Linked DNA regions of Homo sapiens: region 1 is linked to region 2. A link is an interaction called in ENCODE POLR2A ChIA-PET data of the cell type or tissue named here. Cell type or tissue: Panc1. All regions are shown on one strand. Each heading gives the region's core, and the rest is flanking DNA. Links, peaks and the distances in the headings are about the cores only. Region 1 overlaps MTOR (mechanistic target of rapamycin kinase). Region 2 overlaps MTOR (mechanistic target of rapamycin kinase).

Region 1 (2,910 bases), core at 228-2,727, 130 kb before region 2:
ATGGTGTGAACCCGGGAGGCGGAGCCTGCAGTGAGTGGAGATTGCGCCACTGCACTCCAGCCTGGGCGACAGAGCAAGACTCCGTCTCAAAAAAAAAAAAAAGAAGAGTTCCGGGTCAGTATCGTATTGATCAATATCTAGTTGAAAGTAGAATTAGTAGCCTCAAAATGGAAAATTCAGCTAGCAAGCTGCAGACCTACCTGTCTACAGCAGCAGTGTTTATTCTGTTTTCTCTCTGCCTTTCTATCCAGGCCACTCTCTGACCCAATTTGTTCGCCACTGTGCGGATCATTTCCTGAACAGTGAGCACAAGGAGATCCGCATGGAGGCTGCCCGCACCTGCTCCCGCCTGCTCACACCCTCCATCCACCTCATCAGTGGCCATGCTCATGTGGTTAGCCAGACCGCAGTGCAAGTGGTGGCAGATGTGCTTAGCAAACTGCTCGTAGTTGGGATAACAGATCCTGGTAAGGCTTGCCAGACAGAAGGAATCTAGGGGAGTTAAGGAGCTTAGGACAATTGGGAGTAGCCAGTTTCATTACATGGCCTCTCTAGAGTTCTTCGGCTCAAAAAGCTGATATTCAGCTATTTCTCTGCCAAGGCGTGTTAGGCATGGCTACTGTAGCCTTTGGTGTAAGATAATCTACCTTTAATTCTTTTGTCTTTTACTCTTGTGAGTAGAGAAAAGAATGACAGAGGTTAGATGAGAAAAAGCATCTGGAATCTTCCCACTACGCTGATGGCAGTGGAGGTAGAAGCTGGGAAGGGCTGGAGTGATGGGATCATGAGGAAATGTTCAAAGGCTCCATTGCTCTTGCAGACCCTGACATTCGCTACTGTGTCTTGGCGTCCCTGGACGAGCGCTTTGATGCACACCTGGCCCAGGCGGAGAACTTGCAGGCCTTGTTTGTGGCTCTGAATGACCAGGTGTTTGAGATCCGGGAGCTGGCCATCTGCACTGTGGGCCGACTCAGTAGCATGAACCCTGCCTTTGTCATGCCTTTCCTGCGCAAGATGCTCATCCAGGTAACCGAGGTGATGGCCAGACCCACAGGCAGGGAAGACAGGACTCTCGCTGTGAGAACTGCTTGAGGAAGCGGAGTTGAGGACAAGGATGGGGGAGAAAGATTGAGGTACCTGGTAAAAGCCGCATTTGTCTGCAAAGGTCCAAATGTTTCCCTGGCTTTATAATGGCAGTTCCAGTGCTCATCACCTCATGAGCCCTTTGTCAATATGACTCTAAGGTGGTTCAGAGTCCTCTCATGCAGCTCTTTCTTTTTCCTGGCAAGTCACCAGTGATCCCATTTCTTGGCCCTCTTTGCTTGCTGGGTTGATCTGCTGCAGATGGTGTCAGACTTCCCAGCGCCTCCCTATCCTTCAGCTCTCCTGCTTTTCTTGCTGGTGCCAGGTCAAGCACGGAGGCCGTTGTTCTTCACAAAAATAACCAGTGTGAGACCGTTTCCACTATTTGTTCTAATAGTCATTGCTCCAGTCTGTGATCCTGGCTTTCGTTCTTAAATAATATGAGAATGCCAAGCTCAGCTGCTTGGTCTGTAGCGTAAGGTAGAATTGCTCTGGAGACATGGCTCCTCAGTTTTTGTCTTCACCTACTGAGTAAGATCTGTGGCCTCCTGGTGAGCAATACATGGAGTCCTGCCAATACACCAGTCCTGCCTGGTGAAGTTATTTCCACCTGCCTCTTGTGGGTCTCTATGTTGCTCACCCAGTCATTTCCTGTCCCCATTGCTCACTGTTTGCTTCCTGATCCTCCTTCATGGTTTGTTTTGAAGTAAACACTTTTTATAACATATAAGGAACTTAAACATAGAAAATCATTAATATATGTAACTCACTCTAGAGAAATGTTTGTTCACAATTTGTTATAAAGTGGCTGTAAATTATATCATCAGTCAACAAATTAGGAAGTTGTACTTATGTTGGCACTTCTATTTTTAGCGTAATGATTTATTTAACTGCCGGCCTGCGTTAGAAGTGCCTGCCATTTTAAGTCTTAAAAACATTCCTCAGTTATAGGAAGGAATAGAAATCATTGTTGAAGGCCGGGCGTGGTGGCTCATGCCTGTAATCCCAGCACTTTGGGAGGCCGAGGTGGCCAGATCACCTGGGGTCAGGAGTTCAAGACCAGCCTGGCCAACATGGTGAAACCCCATCTCTACTAAAAATAAAAAAAAAATAGCCAGGCATGTTGGCAGGCGTCTGTAATACCAGCTACTCTGGAGGCTGGTGCAGGGAGAATTGCTTGAACCCAGGAGGTGAAGGTTGCAGTGAGCCGAGAGCGCGCCACTGCACTCCAGCCTGGCGACAGAGCGAGACTCTGTCTCAAAAAAAAAAAAAAAAACGTGAAATCACTGTTGAGCCTGCCAGCTCAAATCATGCTAAATTAATTTGGCGTAGAAATATCTCCTAAACGGCTGAGTGCAGTGTCTCATGTCTGTTATCCCAGCACATTGGGAGGCCAAGGCAGGCGGATCACAGGAGCCCAAGAGTTTGACAAGACCAGCCTGGGGAACATGACAAACCACGTCTCTACAAAATATACGAAAGTTAGCTGGGTGTAGTGGTGCATACCTGTAGTCCTAGCTACTCAGGAGGCTGAGGTGGGAGGATCACTTGAGCCTGGTAAGTTGTGGATGCAGTGAGCCGTGATTGTGCCACTGCACTCCAGCCTGGGTGACAGAGTGAGACCCTATCTCAAAAAAAAAAAAAAAAAGGAAAAAATAAGAAATACCTCCTAATGAGAATATCAATATGTTCATTCTGTCAGCAGACTTTTTGACCACATGCTATGTTCCAGGTACTGCTGGGCACTGGGAATATAGCAGTCAACAAGCCAGGCGTGGCTGCAATCTTCTTTCTTTTTTTTTTTTGAGACACAGTCTCGCTCTGTCG
Region 2 (2,910 bases), core at 398-2,897:
TGGTGCACACCTGTAAGCCCAGGAGGAGCACTTGAGCCCAGGAGTTTGAGACTAGCCTGGGCAACACAGCAAGACCCTGTCTCAAAAAAAAGAACTTCCAATGGATCATTAATAGAAGTATAACTATCACCCGGGTGCGGTGGTTCATGCCTATAATCCCAGTACTTTGGGAGGCCCAGGCAGGCGGATCACCTGAGGTCAAGAGTTTGAGACCAGCTTGACCGACATGGAGAAACCCCATCTGTACTAAAAATACAAAATAAGCCAGGCATGGTAGCGCATGCCTGTAATCCCAGCTACTCGGGAGGCAGGAGAATCTCTTGAACCTGAGAGGCAGAGGTTGCAGTGAGCCGATATCATGCCACTGCACTCCAGCCTGGGCAACAAGAGCGAAACTCCGTCTCAAAAAAAAAAGAAGTATAATTATCACTACCTTCATTCAGAAGGTCTGTGATGTACAAGGACAGCATTCAAAAAACTTCATAATTCTGATTTCAGACTCTTCTCTGCTAAAAGCCATAATCAGTGGAGGGTGAACCTAACACCTGAGGACTTTTTCTACCCAGAGCTGATATGAAAATTCCTCCAAGGAATAACATTTCAACCTTGTGTGTGACACATTCCGAAGTTAATTTTCTTTATCAGTTTTTGTCCAAACACATTTTGTCACGAGGCTTTTGACCTGTTCTTATTCCTATGAGTTTATTTTGTTAATGCAATTTGCCTGAAAATCCATGTTTCAATTCTGATAAGCACCAAATTTTTTCAATAATTATTAACTCACATTTGAAAATGGCTTTACAGATTTAAAAATTTTTTTTTTTTTTTTTGCAAATGGAGTCTCAGGCTGGTCTTGAACTCAGCTACTCAAGTGATCCTTCCACCTCAGCCTCTTGAGTAGCTGAGATTACAGCTATGTCCAGCTTAAAACTTTGAAATACATAAAGAGTAACATAAAACTTTCCTTCTCTTTTCCCCTTTAGGGTAGGTAGGGCAGGCGTTAAAGGAATAGAGTGCGTAGAGAATTAGATGCTAACACCAACAGTGGCTTTTTGGTGTTTGAATTTTCTGTTAATTGATTTCTTTTCCCATAGAAATTTTGGACGGTGTGGAACTTGGAGAGCCAGCCCATAAGAAAACGGGGACCACAGTGCCAGAATCTATTCATTCTTTCAGTAAGTTCAGCCTCTGAGGAACCGCACCAGTGACTAGCTCATTAAGAAAATAGCAGCTGTGTTATACCCTGAGAGGGGTCAACAAGATGAAGCAACAAAACTGCCTTTGAGCAGAAAAGGTTCCATGAATTTCTCATTATATTCTGAGGACAAAGACGGACATAGAGGAAGGATTGCTTAACACTTACAAAAGTGAATATTTGAGAAAAACAGGGCACCCATTGAACCTGTTGTATTGCTCCCATTCTTACAGTTATTTCTACTTTTGTGTATTCCAGTTGGAGACGGTTTGGTGAAACCAGAGGCCCTAAATAAGAAAGCTATCCAGATTATTAACAGGGTTCGAGATAAGCTCACTGGTGAGTGTGTCATGTGTTTACTTAAAAGGGACATAAAATCTGAGCACACTTTCCTCTCTGAGTGGTGGTCAGCCCCATGTCCAGTGGTGTTAGTGACGAGCTTTGGCACCATGCAGCTGACAAAGAGTGTCTTTGAGGTCATCAGTTAAACATTGTCTCTGATTCTTCTTTCTGATGACTGATAACAGTACTTAATGTTAGTTTAATCTCATTTAACTCAGGAGGTGAATAAATTTCTTTTGGGTCCAAAATCAGCCAAATTCAGAGAAGTGTTTTTTAATCATGTCTTTTTTTTGTTTGTTTGAGACAGTTTTGCTCTTATTGCCCAGTCTGGAGTTCAGTGGCTCCATCTTGGCTCACTGCAACCTCTGCCTCCCAGGTTCAAACAATTCTCCTGCCTCAGCCTCCCGAGTAGCTGGGATTACAGGTGCACGCCCAGCTAATTTTTTGTGTTTTTAGTAGAGATGGGGTTTCACCATGTTGGGCAGGCTGGTCTCAAACTCCTGACCTCAAGTGATTCACCCACCGCACCCGGCCGAATTTTTCTTTTTTTCTTTTCTTTTTTTTTTTTTTTTTTGAGACAGGGTCTTGCTCTGTCACCCAGGCTGGAGTGCAGTGGTGCGATCTTGGCCCACTGCAACCTCCACCTTCCAGGTTCAAGTGATTCTCCTGCCTCAGGCTCCCAAGTAGCTGGGACTACAGGCATGTGCCACCACACTCGGCTAATTTTGTATTTTTAGTAAAGACAGGGTTTCACCATGTTGGCCAGGCTGGTGTTGAACTCCTGACCTCAGGTGATCTGCCTGCCTCAGCCTCCTAAAGTGCTGGGATTACAGGCGTGAGCCACCGCACCTGGCCAAACTTTTCAAATCCAACTATGATGGTATCCTTCATCTTCATGTCTGACGATAAGCTGTTGGCATAGACAGTTAAGCCCACAGGGAACAAGAAGTGCATCGATTGCCAGGAAGAGAGTGAAATGTTTTTGTTCCTCCTGTGCTAGGTCGGGACTTCTCTCATGATGACACTTTGGATGTTCCAACGCAAGTTGAGCTGCTCATCAAACAAGCGACATCCCATGAAAACCTCTGCCAGTGCTATATTGGCTGGTGAGTGGGGCTCTCAAAGTGACTTTGTTAAAATAAGCAATCAGGTCCCAAGCCTAGGCCCCAAAGCCAGAGTAGCAAAAAGAGATTTGGTGAGGTATCTGTAAAGGGCAGTTAGAGCTCAGATCTCTTTAAAAATTCATATTTACTGCATGTGCCCATTGTTATAAAAAAAGAAACTGAGAAATATGGATGCATACTTGGAAGGCAAACACTAAAATTAAAATTACATTAAGATAAGTGGTTCAGGAGAATAGGCAAGGCTTGTTT

What was found. Peaks named below come from ENCODE experiments on the same cell type or tissue, not always from the same donor. Only the 100,000 strongest peaks of a DNase experiment are listed, where the experiment ranks them.
Region 1: POLR2A ChIA-PET joins it to region 2 with 11 read pairs; 6 of 35 experiments call an interaction of 5 or more read pairs at or near these places.

Annotation. Positions count from the first base shown.
Region 1 is chr1:11,235,959-11,238,868 of GRCh38, reverse strand. MTOR (mechanistic target of rapamycin kinase) reads left to right here. Exons shown (of 58, transcript NM_004958.4): 12 at 252-467; 13 at 821-1,026. Among named protein-coding and RNA genes, the nearest start is that of MTOR, 25 kb to the left of the region's middle. In Panc1, for the core only: no CTCF peak of the experiment used is centred there; a DNase peak (open chromatin) is centred at 1,708.
Region 2 is chr1:11,107,914-11,110,823 of GRCh38, reverse strand. MTOR (mechanistic target of rapamycin kinase) reads left to right here. Exons shown (of 58, transcript NM_004958.4): 55 at 1,095-1,175; 56 at 1,454-1,534; 57 at 2,538-2,643. Among named protein-coding and RNA genes, the nearest start is that of EXOSC10, 9.5 kb to the right of the region's middle. In Panc1, for the core only: no CTCF peak of the experiment used is centred there; no DNase peak of the experiment used is centred there.